2 separate regions of the Homo sapiens genome follow, and region 2 is linked to region 1. Evidence: chromatin loops called from intact Hi-C (ENCODE). Cell type or tissue: OCI-LY7. All regions are shown on one strand. Links, peaks and the distances in the headings refer to the core of each region. The heading gives the core; the rest is flanking DNA.

Region 1 (9,308 bases), core at 1-8,000:
ACATGATAGTGCTCACTGGAGAGCATCCACCACAGAAGACGCTCCTAGCAGCCAAGTAGGCGAAATGACTCAGTCAGGTAACATGGGCCAGCCTGTGTCATTGGCCCCCCAGTGCTGGCACAATGGTGGCAGGGATGGAGGCTATGAGTGAGCCCAATGGCACAGCCTTCTACTTACCAAAGATAATGTAGCTACTGCTTCCACCAAGTGTCCAGTCTGCCAGTAATGGAGACAAATACTGAACTTGATAGAAAGCCGAAGGGCCACTGACTCATTCTGAAATCTAAATAGACTGCTACTCTGAGTACAGATTTCTCTCCCAACCAGAAGGCCTCCATCAGAAGCACTAAGACAGGGCTCATGGAGTGTTGGCTTTGTCGGCAGTGGACAGCACCTCCATTGTGAAGGACGCAGCATGGGCTGTGATGGTGGATGCCTGTCACCTACTGAACTAGACAGGAGCTTCTGATCTTATAGGAAATTGGCATGGCTGTTAAAGGCCTAGTGCCAGCTCACAGGCACTACCTGACAAGAATGGGATGCTGTCCTCCAGGATGCAGGAGGCACTTGGGATCAAGCACTTTTACATGACACTTTGTCCCCAGTAGAAAGCCCTCAGGTCTGGAAACCAAGATGTGCTGACTCCAGCTCCCAGAAGCCAACTTGGAGCATCTGTGCTTCCCATGCCCTGAATTCTGAGCTCTGCAGGTTGAAATGTCTGGGTTTCCAAAGGGAAATTTTTCCCTGGGGACACAGCGACCCAACCCCTCACTCAAACTCAAAGTAAGGGAGTGAACTGCTAAGGTCACAGACTAACCTGGGCCTATGCTAGGCCCCAGGCCTCCTGGATCCCTGCCTCTGGCCGGACCACGGTCTCAGGCAGGACCACTGCTTCTGATTCACACAACTGCCGCCAATGCCCTTTCACAGAGCGCATGGCCTCCGAAGGGTGGAGTCAGGCCAGGCAGTGTGGGAGCGTCCAGAAGATTCAGCACAGCATGCGTGAAGCGAGCACCTGCACCCAGCTGACACTCCCTGTGGGGAGGGAGGGCTTAGGGCTGGGGAGAAGGAGAAGGGTGGGTGTGTGTGTTGGGAGATGAGAGTCAGACATTTCTCCATGCCCCAGGGCCCTTTTTCTTCCTCCTCCCAGTCCTGAGGTGGGGGCTCTGACTCCTAGCACTATGCATACAGTACCCTTATTTCTAGGGGAGGAGGTGGAGATCCCTGCAGTCTGGCTAGGGAGGAGAGTGTGCTGTGTCTCACACCCTTCCATACCCAGGGAGAGTGAGGGGCGTGGTATTCCACACACCCCTGAGACCTAAGATCCCTAACATGGGCCTGGTGGCACACACTGTGGCCTGAAAGAGCAGTCGCTACTGCTCAGCAGATAACCAAGGTGCCAGCTGAGCGGAACCAGCCTCACAGGCCTGCAGAGGCTCAGATCTGCATGTTGGCCCAGACCCCAAAAATGGAACGGTAGGGTGCCCTCAAACCCATGCTCAAGGGTGCACAGGTGCCACCTGCCCCCAGATGCCGCCCCACCTGGGAGATTGTCCCTCCACTGTCACTGTGTCATGATGAAATCTTCAGAAGCCTGGGGATGTGGGGACTGGCCAGAGGCATCTGTGCCCCCAACACTCAACACAGTTCCTGCACAAAGATGCTTGTGGAAGGAAGGAGGGAGGGAAGAAGGAAGGGAAAGATGGAGGCAGGAGGGAGGGGAGGAAGGAAGGGCGGATTCTACTAGAGACCTTCTCTCATTCAGTGGTTCGATGCCACAGCCCACCATAAGGCTGTGCACGCCCAGTGTCTCGCTGGATGCTCATAGCTCAAGGGGCACTTGGGGGTGCTCCAGCCTGGGCACCAGAAGCTCTGCTGGGGCTGCATCTGATTCACATAACTGCAGCCACTGCCCTTAACTTTCCTCCATCGCCTTTGCTGAAGTCAGGATTCCAGCTGAGCCCCGTTCCTCCCTTGCCTCCCTCCCTGCCAAGATTTCTCATGCGGGCCTCTGAGGAGGTGGAGGCCTGCACCCCGCTATCAGGGAGCTCGCAAAAGTGAGTTTCCATCTGCCGAAGACCACCATGCACCCCTCGGTCCGAAAAATGCCACTGACTGACATGACTTTAGAATCTGGGAGTGCTGCACACTTGGTGGGGGAGGGGGAGGGAAGCCCCTTCTAGAAGGTCTGGGCTCTCCCTGGAGACTCTGATGAGGGTCTGAGGAAGTGGGATCCATCCTGTGCTGGCTGCTGTTTCCAAGACAGTCTCAGGAACAGCAGGATTGACTACTGTTTGGGTGCCAGCAAGAGCAAGGAGGGCTCAGCATTTGGGGATTCGTAGCAAAAGAGGGGTGCAGCAAAGCGGCTCTAGGGCACGATTGGTGAGGAAGCAGTGCTCACTCAAGGGAGATCATCCTGGCATTTTCCAGCTATAGGTTGACCCCGGGAGAAATGGCATTTTCGGCGGATGCTGCAGCTGGCTTTATCAGAGTGTGTCCTCCCAGCGGGATTAACAGCTAGGCTGCTTTCTTCTCTTTTCAGTCCAGGCTGATTTTGACTGTCACAGAGAAAAGTGTTCAAGAAGATGTTGAAGAAATATTCACCCTGACTGCAAATCCCCACACTGAGAAGTATTCCTTCTATTTACTTTGTACCTCCTATAATAACAAGGACAGCCTTCTTCACATGGTTGTCATGCAAATGCCTATAGAATAAATGAATGCATGCAAGAACGAATGAGTTATATGTTTTAAATAACGTTTTGGTTTTTTTAAAAATGTGCTAAATGTTTTAGGTATGTTAACTCCTTATGCCAACCTTATGAACATGTCATAGGACAATCTATTGTTATCCTCATTTTACAGATAAGGAAACGGAGGCTTTGAGGCATTAAGGCGCTTGCACAAGGTTGCAGCAAGTGTGGAATCGGGACCAGAAGACAGACAAGACAGGTTGGTCTGACTCCAGAACCTGCAGGCTGCGATGATACAGCTCAAGAGTGACACTGCTCCCTCAGAAGCCTGTGCCACCTCTTGTATTTCGGTTGTTTATTATTTTACTTTTTTATTATACTCCAGGTTCCTCAAAGGCAAAGGACCCTGTCCTAATTCATCCCCCCATTATCTTGCACAGAGCTCTGCTTGTAGTCTTTCATGGATACTTGATGATTCAATGAATAAAGAAGAAAGAGAGGGACAGAAGAGAAGGAGAGGATGGAAGGAAGGAAAGGAGGGAGGGGAAGGAAGGAGGGGGCTGTCATTTTGGTCAAATTTCCTTCATAAGGACAAGAGATGGGTAAGGCGAGCCCTTGTCTTTTGCGCCACCTGCTGGACATCCTCCAGTACTGCAGGGGACTGGAGAGCCCGGGTATGAGCTGCGAGCAGGATTTCCCTGCTTTCCAAAGATTTGGGATACATCAGCGACGTTGACAAGGCTTCGCTGAGAACCCAGGACGAATGGCTTCAAGACGACAAACCATAGGCCATATCATTGTGAAGCAGGACCACCCTAGATGTCTCTCCACTGTCACATGCCCTAGGCAGAGTTGGACGTCCCTCTGTCAAAGAGGCCAGTTGGAAGATCCTGTTGTCAACCAGCTCCATTTCCCCGCTGACCTACATAGCTACCCTTCTTCATCTCCGCTTGATCTTCAGGTGGCGCTGTGTCACACACTCTAGCTTTAAGTTTCTCTGTGCTCAGGCCTCTTTCTTGAGTGGCTATTACTTTAAAATATTTTATATTTAAAGATATTGGAGACCTTCACTTAAAGGAGCCCTGGAATGAGTCCTTTTATGAAGCCAAGGACCTTTTCACAAAGCCAAAGGATTTACCTTTATTGTACATTTAAAAGATTTTTTACAAAATCCTGGACACAGCTGTATAAATAGTAAAAGAGGATGAACTGATTATCTTTTACTGATCATGGTGAAACCAAAATCACCTAGTTTCACAGATATGTGGAAGGTTTCTCCTGGAGTCTGTAAGAGTGACAGCAGGTCAGAGAATGGATTAAGAGTCTGGGGAAATGAACTCTTGGGCAAACTTGCTTACTAGATACAAACCGAGTATAGTGCTCTGTCCTTCCCAACAATGGTGACAGCGGCCGCAGCTCCTTCCTCAAAAAGCCTGTTTTCATGCTGCTTCCTCCATTTACAGGGAAGTATCAGTGGTTACCACGCCAAGGGAGAGTGGCTTTGTAACATAGCTTTGGAAGCCTGAGTCCTGTGTCTCTGCCCCTTTGTTAGGTGCTGTAAGGTGAAGACTGTAGGATTTGAGTCATATCTAGTTTCAGATTTTGTCCCCAGCCCTCACTAGGTGTGGTTCAGTTAACCTAAGCTCACTAAACTTCACTTTCCTCACCTGTGAAATGGGATAACAAACTCATCTGCCAGGGTTATTCTGAGGATAGATAAATTCATGTAAACATAGTAAGCTCCAAAGAAATGGTAGCTGTTATTATCCCGAGTGGAGATGGGTGAGGCCTCTAGTAATCTATATCTTCATTCTCTCCTTCCTTCTAGGAATACGCTCAGCTTACAAACTACAGTTCCAATGGCCAATACGATAAAAGGAAGTTATTGGGTGAAACCTCAGGAAATGCTATTGAAGGGGAAGCTTATGCTTCTGACAGTCAGCCTCTGAGCTTTCCCTCTTCTTTCTTTTCCCTGCCTGGGACTCAGGAGTGAGAGGGGAGCTGAAGCAGATGTCGTGACCATGATGTAGGCTTGTGGAGAAATGCCATGTTTTAGGACTGGTGAAGCAGAAGACAGAGTTGGGGTCTCTCATGACATCGTGGGGCCTCCCTAGCAGCCCTGGACCACCTGCTTCTGAGAAATTTCAGATTACATAAGAGAAAGACACCCCTACCTAGCTGAAGCCCCTGTGACTCGGCATATGTTGGTAGCAGCCACATGCAGTTCCTCACCGGCTCACACATATTAGTGGGCGGCTTTAAGGAGAGACCTTGTCACACTCTGGCCCTCGCTGTCTTTATAAAATGTGGCCATGACTTTGATAACCCCATGGGCCCTCCCAGCTCTCACATGACAGCCCCCCATTTCCCCCTCCTGAGTCTGGGGGTGACTCAGTGCAGAGTTTCCTTGGTCTCATCTGTCTCTCTCTCTCCTTTCTCTGCGATGCAGCAGCCTGGTTGGGGCCTAGAAGGCTTCAGGCCAGCCATCCAGATCACCTGTTGCTGCCCCTCCAATGTGGCCCGAAGGGGTCGCTCTCAGCGCACCTTCAGAGCTGGAGGGTCCTTGTGGCCAGCAGGCTAGGTGGACATTGTCCCTGCAAGCTCAGCCCCGCCCTTCCCATTCCAAGCCGCCTCTGTTGCCTCTCCTCCTCAGTGGAATGAAAGCAAAACTTCAGCAAAAGACAGCAATTGGAGAATTGCTTAAATGAAGAAGAAATAGCAGTCACAGCCCAATGTCCATCAAGTGGCTACATTTGGAATTGGCCACATGGGGTCACTGCACCCTCAGGAATGGAGGGACTTCGGCAGGGTGCCTCTGTCTCTGAAGCATGGACTGGAGAAAGCTGCTGCCTGTGGAAGGGATGGGAGATGCTCCTTTTCTGCAAAGTTGAGCTGCCTGGGACATGCTAAGTCCCTCCCCACGGCCAGGCGGGAAGGCGCTTAGTGTAAGGCCTTGAACCAGAGAACAGTCTTCCAAAATATTACTCTTACCGTGATTTTCATTGTTATTACAGGATTTTGGAATTCCTACGTACTCTTTTTGTTGTTGTTCACAGCTGATGAAATCTGTAGATCCTCTCTGTAAAAAGGTGTGAATATCAAATGCAATAAATCCAGGTCCTGGATGGTGAGTGAGTTTCTGGCTCTGTCTGCTGGGTCTGCTGGGTGCATGATGCCAGGTAGCGTGGTAGAGTCAAAGGACTGTGCTGCAGGCCCCAGGCCTGGGTTTAAATCTTTGCTGGCTAGGTGACCTTGGACAAGGTGCTTCACTTCTTGGAGACTTGAAAGCCTTATTTATAGAATGAGAATTCTAATATCTACCTTGGTTTGGAGTTAATGTATATGGAGCGCCTATCAGTGCAAGGCACATAGTGAGCAATTAGTACATGACCATGCTCTTCTCGGGTTAGGGAGCCCAGGAAGAAGAGAGGCTGGGGAGAAGGATCTGAGCTCAGCTATATGTTCAGATGTAAGTTCTCAGTAGCCTGGGAAAGGCAGGTGCAGGTGGAGCTGGCTGTGAGCTCAGGAGACCTGAGGCTGCCACCTAGGGTGAGATACAGCTGCAGGTATGGGCATCAGCAGGTAACTGAAGCCACTATAAGTGATATATGCCAGTGCCTCTCAAGCCTTCACACACTCAGAAGCATCTGGGTTCACTGAAACACAGATTGCTGGGACACCCAATCCTGAATACTATGTGGTTGGAACCAGTTCTTTTAAGATGCACAACACAAGGCCTGGACTCACTGCTGTCTGATGCCTGGTCTAAAGCCAAGGGGGAACTTCAGAATTTCCATTTGGTTTGGAATTGTGCCTTAGGAAGTGTCTGGCACTGCCAAGCCCTGTACCATCACCTTGTTTGTTGCTTTATTATTGTTTGGTTTGTTTTTGTTTGTTTGTTTGAGACGGAGTCTTGCTCTGTCGCCCAGGCTGGAGTGCAGTGGCACGATCTCAGCTCACTGCAACCTCCACCTCCCGGGTTCAAGCGATTCTCCTGCCTCAGCCTCCCAAGTAGCTGGGACTACAGGCACACACCACCACTCCCAGCTACTTTTTCTATTTTTAGTAGAGATGGGGTTTCACCATGTTGCATGGGCTTGTCCCGAACTCCTGACCCCAAGTGATCCGCCCGCCTTGGCCTCCCAAAGTGCTGGGATTACAGGTGTGAGCCGCCACTCCCGGCCTCATTGCTTTATTTTTGCCTCCAAAATATTTCATTTGACCAATCCCTGGCTTTGAAACACTTGAAGATTATGGGTTTAAACAGTGGTTCTCAAAGCTCATTCTTGAGAGCAGCCATGTTTGCATCGCTTGGGAACTTGCCAGACATGCAGTCTTCGGCCCCATCCCAGATCTGCCAAATGAGAAGCTCTCGGGTGGGGACCAGCCAGCTGGGTTCTAACAAACCTGCAGCAGCCACGCATGTGCTCGAGAGTCAGAAAAGCACTGCACTAGAGAAAGGGTGGCTTGTGGCCATGCCTCAGCCATTCTCCTGTTGGTGAAGTCTGCCCCCAGCACCAGCTTCCTTAAGGTGACCCTTCCTTCTTCGGCATTCCCAACCCCTACCTTTCCTGCTGCCCCCCATCAGACTCCAGGTGCTACTTGCTCATTCCTCCATCCCCTGCTCTGGCATCTAGCAGTGGGTAGCGATGAGTTCATCAGGTGTGCCAATTTTTACTGGTGGTGTAAGGGGAGTAATAAGGTCCCATCCCAGATTCACCTGCAAAAAAAAAAAAAAAATTGCATGCATTCTTAAGAACCTTAAAAAAGAGAAAGTACCACAAGGATGTATGCAGATGTGGGGATAGTCCGTGGCCTTTGGACACCCCTCAGATGGCTAATGCACAGACCGCCATTGGTGGGGCCATCATAATAGCAGTCCTAATAATGATGATGACGAGGACAGCCACAGCATCTGACATCTGCGGGCTCCTCACTGCAAGCCCATGGGCTCCACAACTATTATCCCATTTTACAGAGGAGGGAAGGCAGACTCAAGGAGCTTAGGTGACCCTGCTGCCATTCACACATCTGAGGACTGGGGGAGCAGGCTTTCCACCCCAGCCAGTTACCCCTGCCCTACACCAATGCCGTCCCCAGCTCTCTGCCCCCCAGACCCCATGGGGTGTCTCTGAAGAGACAATGCTAGCAGGAAGACAGCTTAATTGGAAGACATTTTCTTTAGGCCAACGAAGTCTATGCATCTTACATTATCTGGGCACATCTGTGGAATGAGCATCCTCCAGGAGGATGCCTCCAGGATCGTGAGCATGGAGCCAGGAGTGGGAGGGGCAGGAGCACTGTGCCCACAGGTGAACGATGGACCGTGAATGTCAAGTTCAAACTTCAGATGAGAAGGCGCTCCTCTCCTGGGGTGACAAAGGAGGGGAAATTCCTTCCTTCTGATCCATGAGAAGAGAGAAAAGGGCCCCACCCCCAGCACCCTGTATACAGTAGGTGCTCAGGAAATACAAATTGAACCCATGACTGGTCATCCGCCCAGGGCCGCCGAGTCTGGATTACTGATTTGGTTTTTCCGGGAGTCGTGTTTTCTAAGGACTCTGTTTTCTCTTGCCATGAAAATGTGCCTATTTTTAGCTTTGATTCGTGCAGGCTGCAGCATGAATCACCTAAAATGCCCCGCTAGAAAGAGCTGGGATTAGAGAGCAGGTAGTTGAATTGGACTCAGCGTCCCTGCATGAATGCAGGACCCTGAAGACCCTGGCATCTGGAAGGTGGAGGGCAGGAGGAACGCCCATGCCTTGTAGAGGGAGGGCTCTGGGCGTCCTGGGTATCTGACCCGCCTGTGTGTATTTAGTCCAGAAAAAGCAGGTTTTCACACAGTTCTTCAGTCTGATGAAATTCACCTTCAAAAGGCCCTAAATCCAAAAGCTAAAATGCAATAAAAGAAAATAAGATGCAAAGCCACGGCAGTGATTTTTTAGTTTAATTGGGAGCCTTCCTGGCTCACTCCTCATTCTCCTTGCCCCAAATTTCTCCAGCTTCTCTGGCCAGGGTCCCAACCACACTATAAAACTACCAATGACACCACCCAGGGTGCCAGGGACAGCTCAGGGCCCTTTGCATGTGCTGCCTCCAAGGTGGGCACTGGCCTGGCCCCACTGCCTAGATGGAGACACAGGCACAAAGAGACAAGTTGGCTTGCCCAGGGTTGTATAGGGGGCAGTGGCACAACTAAGGATCTGAGCCAGAAAATCAATGCCACTTATTGGTCTCTCTCATTGGCACGGGCCCTTCCTTTCCTCATCACTCCCTGGCACCCACCTGGGAGGAGCTGTGATGGCCAATCTTATGTGTCAACTTGACTGGGCCACAGGGTGCCCAGATGTTTAGGCAGACATGATTCCAGGTGTTTCTGTGAGGTTGTTTTTGCGTGAGATTTACATTTAAACCAATAGAGAGAGTAAAGCAGATGGCCCTCCCTAATGTGAGGTGAGGGGGTTGCAATCAACTGAGAGCCCAGATAGAATAAAAAGGCTGAGGAAGAGGGTGCCTCTCCTACCTGACTGCTGTCATTTGAATGGGAACATCAGCTTTTCCTGGTTCTCCAATAACTTTCCATCTGTGGACTCTAACTGGGACATCAGGCCTGTG
Region 2 (8,000 bases), core at 1-8,000, 700 kb after region 1:
GCTAACTGGGGAATCCTCAGCCCTTCGAATATTTTCTGGCACATAGTATGTGCTTAATAAACAATTAAGGAATCAATGAATAAGCAAGCCATAGGGCCTGCTGTGAACTGGAGTATCATGACCTGCTTAAAGGCATTCACACTTGAAAATCAAACAAGCAAGCCCAAACAAACAAAAAACCATGCCAGCCAGATATACCATCAAAGAGAGGGTGCTGGGGTACCACACCCACTGTGCCCACTGATGGAAGTAATCTTTCACAGGTAGAGAACACTGTCCACCTTCTAGATACTTCAGAATCGATAGAATCACGCAAAATACAGAGAAAACAAAGACAAAAAGACAAATTTGGCTCTTTTTCTTTCTTTCTTTTTTTTTTTTTTTTTTTTTTTGAGACTAAATTTCACTCTTACTGCCCAGGCTGGAGTGCAATGGCACAATCTCAGCTCACCACAACCTCTGCCTCCCGAGTTCAAGTGATTCTCCTGCCTCAGCCTCCCCAGTAGCTCGGATTACAGGCATGCACCACCACATCCAGCTAATTTTGTATTTTTAGTAGAGATGGGGTTTCTCCATGTTGGTCAGGATGGTCTTGAACTCCTGACCTCAGGTGCTCTGCCTGCTTCGGCCTCCCAAAGTGCTGAGATTACAAGCGTGAGCCACCGCACCTGGCTAGCTCTTTTTTCAACCTACATTAGAAAATAGCATTAATTTTCTGGGCGCGGTGGCTCACGCCTGTAATCCCAGCACTTTGGGAGGCTGAGGCAGGCAGAGCATGAGGTCAGGAGATTGAGACCATCCTGGCTAATACGATGAAACCCCGTCTCTACTAAAAATACAAAAAATTAGCCGGGCGTGGTGGCCGGCACCTGTAGTCCTAGCTACTCAGGAGGCTGAGGCAGGAGAATGGCGTGAACCTGGAAGGCGGAGCTCGCAGTGAGCCAAGATCGCGCCACTGCACTCCAGCCTGGGCGACAGAGCGAGACTCTGTCTCAAGAAAGAAAAAAAAAAAAGAAAACAGCATTAATTACATCCGCACATTGCCCACCCTGCCTGACCCTCCTCTCCCCTACTGAGACACTGAAGGGCCTGGAGCGCTGGCAAGGGGTTCTCACCACCAAGATGACCTAGCCCAGGATGTACACTTTGTCCCTACGGGCAGAATTCCCTTCACCAGGGAACTCCAGATGGCCAAGCAGGCGTGGGTCAGTGGAGCACTGCCACCACACGAGCTCAGCCTGGTGACCCTCTCCTCCCACCCTTCCACTCTCCGCAGGCAGTACCATCAGGGATGAGCTGAAGCCCCGGTGGCACCAGATCAACCACACAGACTAAAATAGTATCAGAAAGGCTCTGAAAATTAAATTATCATTGGAACCACAGCCCCCAAAGTAGGCTAGGGCCTTCCTGCTAGACCTAAACAGGGTGGCTGGGTTTAAAATAGGACTCAAGAGTCTCCTAACCTAATGGTCAAAATGTCCAGGATACCATAGGAACTCACTCATCATACCAAGAACTAGGACAGTCACCACTGGCATGAAAAAAGATGATCAGAAGACCTCAATGCAAAGATGAATCAGTTGCTGCAATTATCTGACAAGGATTTTTAAAGCAGCCATCGTAAAAATGCTTCAATAATCACAGTTATCACTCAACAAACAAAACCAGAAAATCTTTTCAAAGAAATGGAAGTTATTTTAAAAAGAACTAAATGGAAATTGTGAAACTGTAGAATTTGATAATATAAACCCCAAAAATGGACTCAGTAGTAGAGTGGAGATGACAGGAGAGAGTCAATGAACTTGAGGACAAAAAATATAATTTACCCAATCTGAGCAGTAAAGAAGAAATAGACTGAAAAAATTAAATGAACACAGCCTCAAGCACAATAAGAAAAAATCCAACATTTGTGTCATGGAAGTCTCAGAGGAGAGGAATAGAGAGTAGGACTGAGAGAGTATTTGAAGAAATAATGGCTGAAACTTGCCAAATTTGTCAAAAGACATAAACCTACAGATTTAAGAAGCAGAGAAAAACCTAAATAAGATAAACCCAAAGAAATGCATGCAAAAACACACCATGATTACATTTCCAAAAACTAAAGGCCAAATATCCTGAAAGCAGCCAGGGAGAAACGATAATTATCTGCAGGGGAGAATCAATTCGAATGACAGCAGGCTTCTCTGAAACCATGCAGGCTGGGAGGGAGTGGCGTGACAGTTTCCAAGGGTTCAAAGAAGGAACTGTGAAGCCATGAATTCTAGAGTCAGTGAAACTATTCTTCAAGAATGAAGGGAAATAAAGATAGCCTCAGATTTAGGAAAAGTACAAGTATGTGTCTCTAAAAGACCCACCCTTAAAGACTGGCTAAAAGAAGTTTCTCAAACAGAAATAAAATGACAAAAGAAGGAATATGGGAGCATTGGGAAAGAAGGAAGAACAGACACATAGATATATATACAATAAACTACTCCTTATGAGTTTATAAACCAGGTTTGAGGATTGAAACAAAAATTATACCAGCAGTCCAGGCACAGTGGCTCACATCTGTAATTACAGCACTTTAGGAGGCCAAGCTGGGAGGATAGCTTGAGGCCAGGAGTTTGAAACCAGCCCAGACAACATAGTAAGACCCCACTGCTACAAAACAAAACAATAAAAAATTATACCACCATCTGATACTCAAGACAATGCTATTTTTAAGTGGGGAAGGTAAAGGTATCTAAATTGAAGTAAGACTTCCATACTATCCCAAAGTGATAAAATGTTGATACCAATAAATTACATGTATATTGTAAAATCCAGAGCAACCGCTGTAAAAATTATGCAAAGAGATAACACTGAAAAATGCTACAAGTCTGCATGTTGAGGAGATAGTGCGATGATAACAGTATGTTTCTTGAGCAATTTACAAGCCAGCCAACTATCCCAAGAGCTTTACAAACGCTATCTTAGTTAATTCTTAACACAATGTTATGTGATTGGCAGTATTAGTCTTATTTTATAGATAAGGAAATGGAGGCTTAAAGATGTTAATACATTTGTCTAAGCACTTACAACTTATAAGTCGCTGAGCTGAGATTTGAACCTAGGACAATCTGATCATTACACATACTGCCTCAGCTCTCTCAAAGAGTCTGCATATGTAATTTGGTATGTTGTTGGGAGAAAGCAATGGCCACAGTCCCCTTGGTTCAGAAAAATAAATGGAATTAAGTGCAGTCCATAAAAGCCACTAGTTTCTCGTAGTATCTGTCTGTAGAAGCAAACAGAGATTAAAAATGTACTCAGGACACTTATGTAGCTGTCAAAGTAAAAGTTACATAACAAAGAAAGAGGGGTAAATCTAAGCATTCCTCTGCATACCCAGGATGGAAATTCTTCTGGAGGTAAGCACAGAAGGATAGAACTTCACCTCCATCTGTCAGACACTCAGCCATAAATCAAAATGTGGAAAAATGGACATGTTAGCATATACATGAATAGTTCTTGAACTGGTATCACTCCCGACAATCTGTAGCATTTGAACTTGTACTGTTAAAGAGCAGAAAGTAGCTGTTCTAGTCATCACAGTAATGTAATACTTGGGAAAATGGAGCAGCACCAGCTAGCTTTTAAGAAAGAATTATCAGCAAGTACTATGAAAAGCTAAGGATCAGGCAGGGAGAACTACCATCATAGAAGTTCTGTTAATAAAAAAGCTAGTTTTACTATTTCTTTGCTTTTTATGTTTTTTATTCTATTCCTCCTCCCCGCTTTTTCTAAGGTATGCTATGAGACTAAAAACCCACTCAGGCCCCAATGCCACACCAGAAGACAAACAACTGGCTGCATTATGGTGAGTGCCCATCTCCGCTTAGAATAGCAGCCCCAGCCTCGCATGCCATCATTGGCAAACCAGGTGCTGAAAGGCATAGTGTTTGCCCAATGTCTTCTAACATACAAAGCCCCAGAGCAGTTCTAATGACCAGGGAAAGTCCAGACCATTTTTTGCTGCCGTACTATACATGATCTGAATTCACAGTGATTGAAAATCGACAGGCCTACCAAAGTGCTGGGATTACAGGCATGAGCCACTGTGCCCGGCCTAATTTTTGTATTTTTAGTAGAGATGGGGTTTCACCATGTTGGTCAGGCTGGTCTTGAACTCCTGACCTCAAGTGATCTGCCTGCCTCAGCCTCCCAGAGTGCTGGGATTACAGGCGTGAGCCATCGCACCCGGCGCAGCCGCTTACTTTGAAAATGATGCCACAGAAAAAAGGGAACGATCGGGTAACCTATAGTTCCTTTACCTGTCAGCCCTTTCTTACTCATCAGTAGGTGGAAGGCAGAGAATGTTGATAGAATACATGTCTACCAAGCAGTGAAATAAAGACAGTTGAATTAAAAAATAATAATAACAGCAACAGACACAAAAAAGGTCTCAAATTGTTACCTGTCCTGGATTTGGTTGGTAGGAGGAGATGGTGCCATTGCACCCAGAATGTTGGTATTCTGGATGTCAGCATCAGATCCGAGTTAGCAAATAACTGAGTGAAGAGCTCCAAGGAAGAGAGGATAAGTCTCAGAAACGCCTTTTGTGCCCCTTTCAAACTTTAAGTCCCATATTGGAATAATACACTAAATGACAATAATATGATTATATAAGATAGAATACTGATATATAAATAAGTATACAAAATATTATAGGAAATAATAAAATGATGGCACCTATTCCCAGCATAGTGTTTTTGTTGTTTATAATGATGGCACCTATTCCCAGCATAGTGTTTTTGTTGTTTATAAAGTACATTCATGTTTGTGACTTTAGTGGAGCTGCTTATAGTTCAGTAACATCAGGTGGCAGCGTCGTCCTTTCCGCAGAGCGGGGCTCGCCCGCGAAGCAGTGAAGGCTGCGTACTAGAGCTACCTCGCGCCTCTCGTGGAGAGACAGCGCCCTCTCGTGGTGGAAGAAGGAAGCGGCCGGCCCCTGTGACCCAACAGAGTGATTCACCTAATGCTGTAAAATTATCTAGTGATAAATGTATTTATGGAATACCTTCTTGGAATTTTGAATTCTATTTTTGGACAAAAGATGTTCCCTCACAGACATTATATGCACGTATAGAAAGATTTCCTATGTAGAAACAAGGTATTGTTATTGAGTACCTTAGAACAACAACAAAAATGTTTAAGTCTTGTTTGCGCACGACGCACTCAGCCGCTTCTGGGCCTGTTTCTCTTTTCGCCTGCAGTTACCGATGCCTGGCCCTCCTGTACTGGCGGATGTTTCGACTCAAAAGGGACCACGCTGTAAAGTATTCAAAAGCACTAATCGACTATTTCAAGGTACTGTCTAGTGAATGAGCAGAATTGTTCCTTAATTTCACTTGTCTCCCTGTCAAATTTGTGAAGCACCTGGTAGACTCCATTGCTTTGGGGTTAATGCAGGTCACCTCTGGTCCCCAAGGTAACCCCATTTATGCCACACTTGTGGCTTTCAGGCCTCAGAATGGACCTTTGAGAGCCCATCTAATGTATCTCCCTGCCTTCTTGTCCAAGTATTTTTATTTTTTTATTTTTATTTTTTTATGTATTTTTGGAGACAGAGTTTCACTCTTTGTTGCCCAGGCTGCAGTGCAATGGTGCGATCTCGGCTCACTGCAACCTCCGCCTCCTGGGTTCAAGCAATTCTCCTGCCTCAGCCTCCCAAGTAGCTCAGATTACAGGCGCACACCACCACGCCTGGCTAATTTTGTATTTTTAGTAGAGATGGGGTTTCACCATGTTGGTCATGCTGGTCTCGAACTCCTGACCTCAGGTGATCTCCCCGCCTCCACCTCCCAGAGTGCTAGGAATACAGGTGTGAGCCACCACGCCCAGCCTTGTCCAGGTATTTTTATGGCTTCAAGAGAAAGAAGATCCAGTTACTCGTTCCACTGTCCTAGGAAATTCATCTTTATAGCTAACATAAATTCCTCATGCTCACTTAGAGCTTCTTTTCCTTAGAAGTAACCCCTTAGAGCCATTCCCTCTTAGCCAGTCTCTAGTAGCTTATTTAATTTTTAATGGCGTTATTTAAAATGGTAAGAGATGGCTTGTTAGAACTCAGAAGCAGTAGATAGCAGTGTGTAGCTATAGGGATAAAATTGCAAACCATGCCACCTTTTACTTATCTCAGGGAATGAAATTATTTTCACTGGGAGAATAAATTTTTAAAAGCCTTCGCTGATGTACTGTTGTGAGGTCGACCTTACATTAATAATTAATTTGAGATTTCTGGTCCTCTTCTCTGTTTATCTATAGAAACTAGAAATTATGCCGTCTCTATCTCCAACAGCCCTTTGTCAGATACACAACCATCATTTGAGATCTGTTCATGCCCAACCTCCTCTAGAGGTGATCTCTAATGGCCAGGCTGTGCTGGGGGTTCCTGGGGTATGTTCAGCACACTGCCTTCCAATTGTGCATGTAGAGTAACCAGGTGCTAGGCCATGGACATCACTTTCTCAGCCCATTGACCGTCCTGTGTCTTCAGGACAAGAACCAGCACTGAGCCTTCCCTTTCCTTCAGGTGCCTAAAGTCAACATCAATAGTGTTCAAAAATCCAGAACGTAAGATCTACTACTAAAGAGAATTATTACAGTCAAGGAAAATGCTTGAATAAAGAAGGAAGCTGAATTCTGTAAGCCGCCAGGGGCTACAACAAACTTTTAAGGGATACAAGTTCTTAATATTCTCTGCAGCCCACTAATACATACAGAATGGGTAGAAAACACGCCAGGCGTGGTGGCAGGCATCTGTAATCCTAGCTACTAGGGAGGCTGAGGCACGAGAATCGTTTGAACCCGGGAGGCAGAGGTTGCAGTGAGCAGAGATGGCGCCACTGCACTCCAGCCTGGGCGACAGAGTGAGACTTTGTCTCAAAAAAAAAAAAAAAAAAGGAAAACACAACCAGAAAATCAGAGTTGCTCCTCAAGGAATTAATGTCATTTACCCTTCATCAAAAGCTATTTTTAAAATTTTTTTAATTAATCAACAACAAATTGCGTGTACTTATGTATAATGTGATGTTTTGATATATTTATACATTGTGGAATGATTAAACCAAGCTAATTAACATATCCATCACCTCACATACTTACCGTTTTTGTGATGGGAACATTTAAAATCGATTCTTTTAGAGATTTTCAAGTATACTATATATCATTATTAATTGTAGTCACCATCCCATACAATAGATCTCCAGAACTTATTCCTGATAACTGAAACTTGGATACAAAGTTTCAAGGACTTTTTTTTTTTTTCTGTCCCGTTCTGTTGCCCAGGCTAGAGTGCAGTGGTACAGTCGGAGCTCACTGCAGCTGTGAATTCCTGGGCTCAAGCAGTCCTCCCACCTCAGCCTCCCAAGTCGCTGAGACCACAGATACACACCACCACACCCAGCTCATTTTTTCATTTTTTGTAGACAGAGGGTCTCCTTGTGTTGTCCAGACCCTTCTCGAACTCCTGTCCTCCAGCGAGCCTACTGCCTTGGCCTCCCAAAGTGCTAGGATTACCAATGTGAGCCATACACCCAGCCTCAAGGGCTATTTAAATGCTACTTTGAGTTCAGAAACCATGAAATCTTTAGGTACCCAAGACAATTTGGCTATATGTGTTTTATCAGTACAGAGCTATCTCTAAAAAAAAAGAACTTTGTTCCTACCGGTATTTCTTGGGCATGGGGCTTAGTGGTAGAGGAAGAGAACTCAAGACTTCTTTTTTTGTTGTTTTTTTTTGAGACGGAGTCTCGCTCCGTCACCCAGGCTGGAGTGCAGTGGCACAATCTTGGCTCACCCTAACCTCCACCTCCCAGGTTCAAGCGATTCTGTCTCAGCCTCCCAAGTAGTTGGGATTACAGGCGTGTGCCACCACACCCGGCCAATTTTTTGTATCTTTAGTAGAGATGGGGTTTCACCATGTCATCCAGGCTGGTCTCAGACTCCTGACTTCAGGTGATCCACCCACCTCAGCCTCC

Evidence for each region. Peaks named below come from ENCODE experiments on the same cell type or tissue, not always from the same donor. Only the 100,000 strongest peaks of a DNase experiment are listed, where the experiment ranks them.
Region 2: it touches region 1 in a loop (8-fold over the local background); 74 of 110 quality-filtered maps call a loop at or near these places.

Annotation. Positions count from the first base shown.
Region 1 is chr2:100,257,061-100,266,368 of GRCh38, reverse strand. No RefSeq gene overlaps it. Among named protein-coding and RNA genes, the nearest start is that of LINC01104, 53 kb to the right of the region's middle. In OCI-LY7, for the core only: CTCF peaks have their summits at 3,333 (motif pointing left), 5,216 (motif pointing right) and 5,422 (motif pointing right); DNase peaks (open chromatin) are centred at 3,318, 3,598 and 5,478.
Region 2 is chr2:99,556,203-99,564,202 of GRCh38, reverse strand. AFF3 (ALF transcription elongation factor 3) reads left to right here. Exons shown (of 25, transcript NM_001386135.1): 21 at 3,767-3,838; 22 at 5,235-5,328. Among named protein-coding and RNA genes, the nearest start is that of REV1, 70 kb to the right of the region's middle. In OCI-LY7, for the core only: CTCF peaks have their summits at 4,724 and 4,937 (motif pointing left); a DNase peak (open chromatin) is centred at 4,902.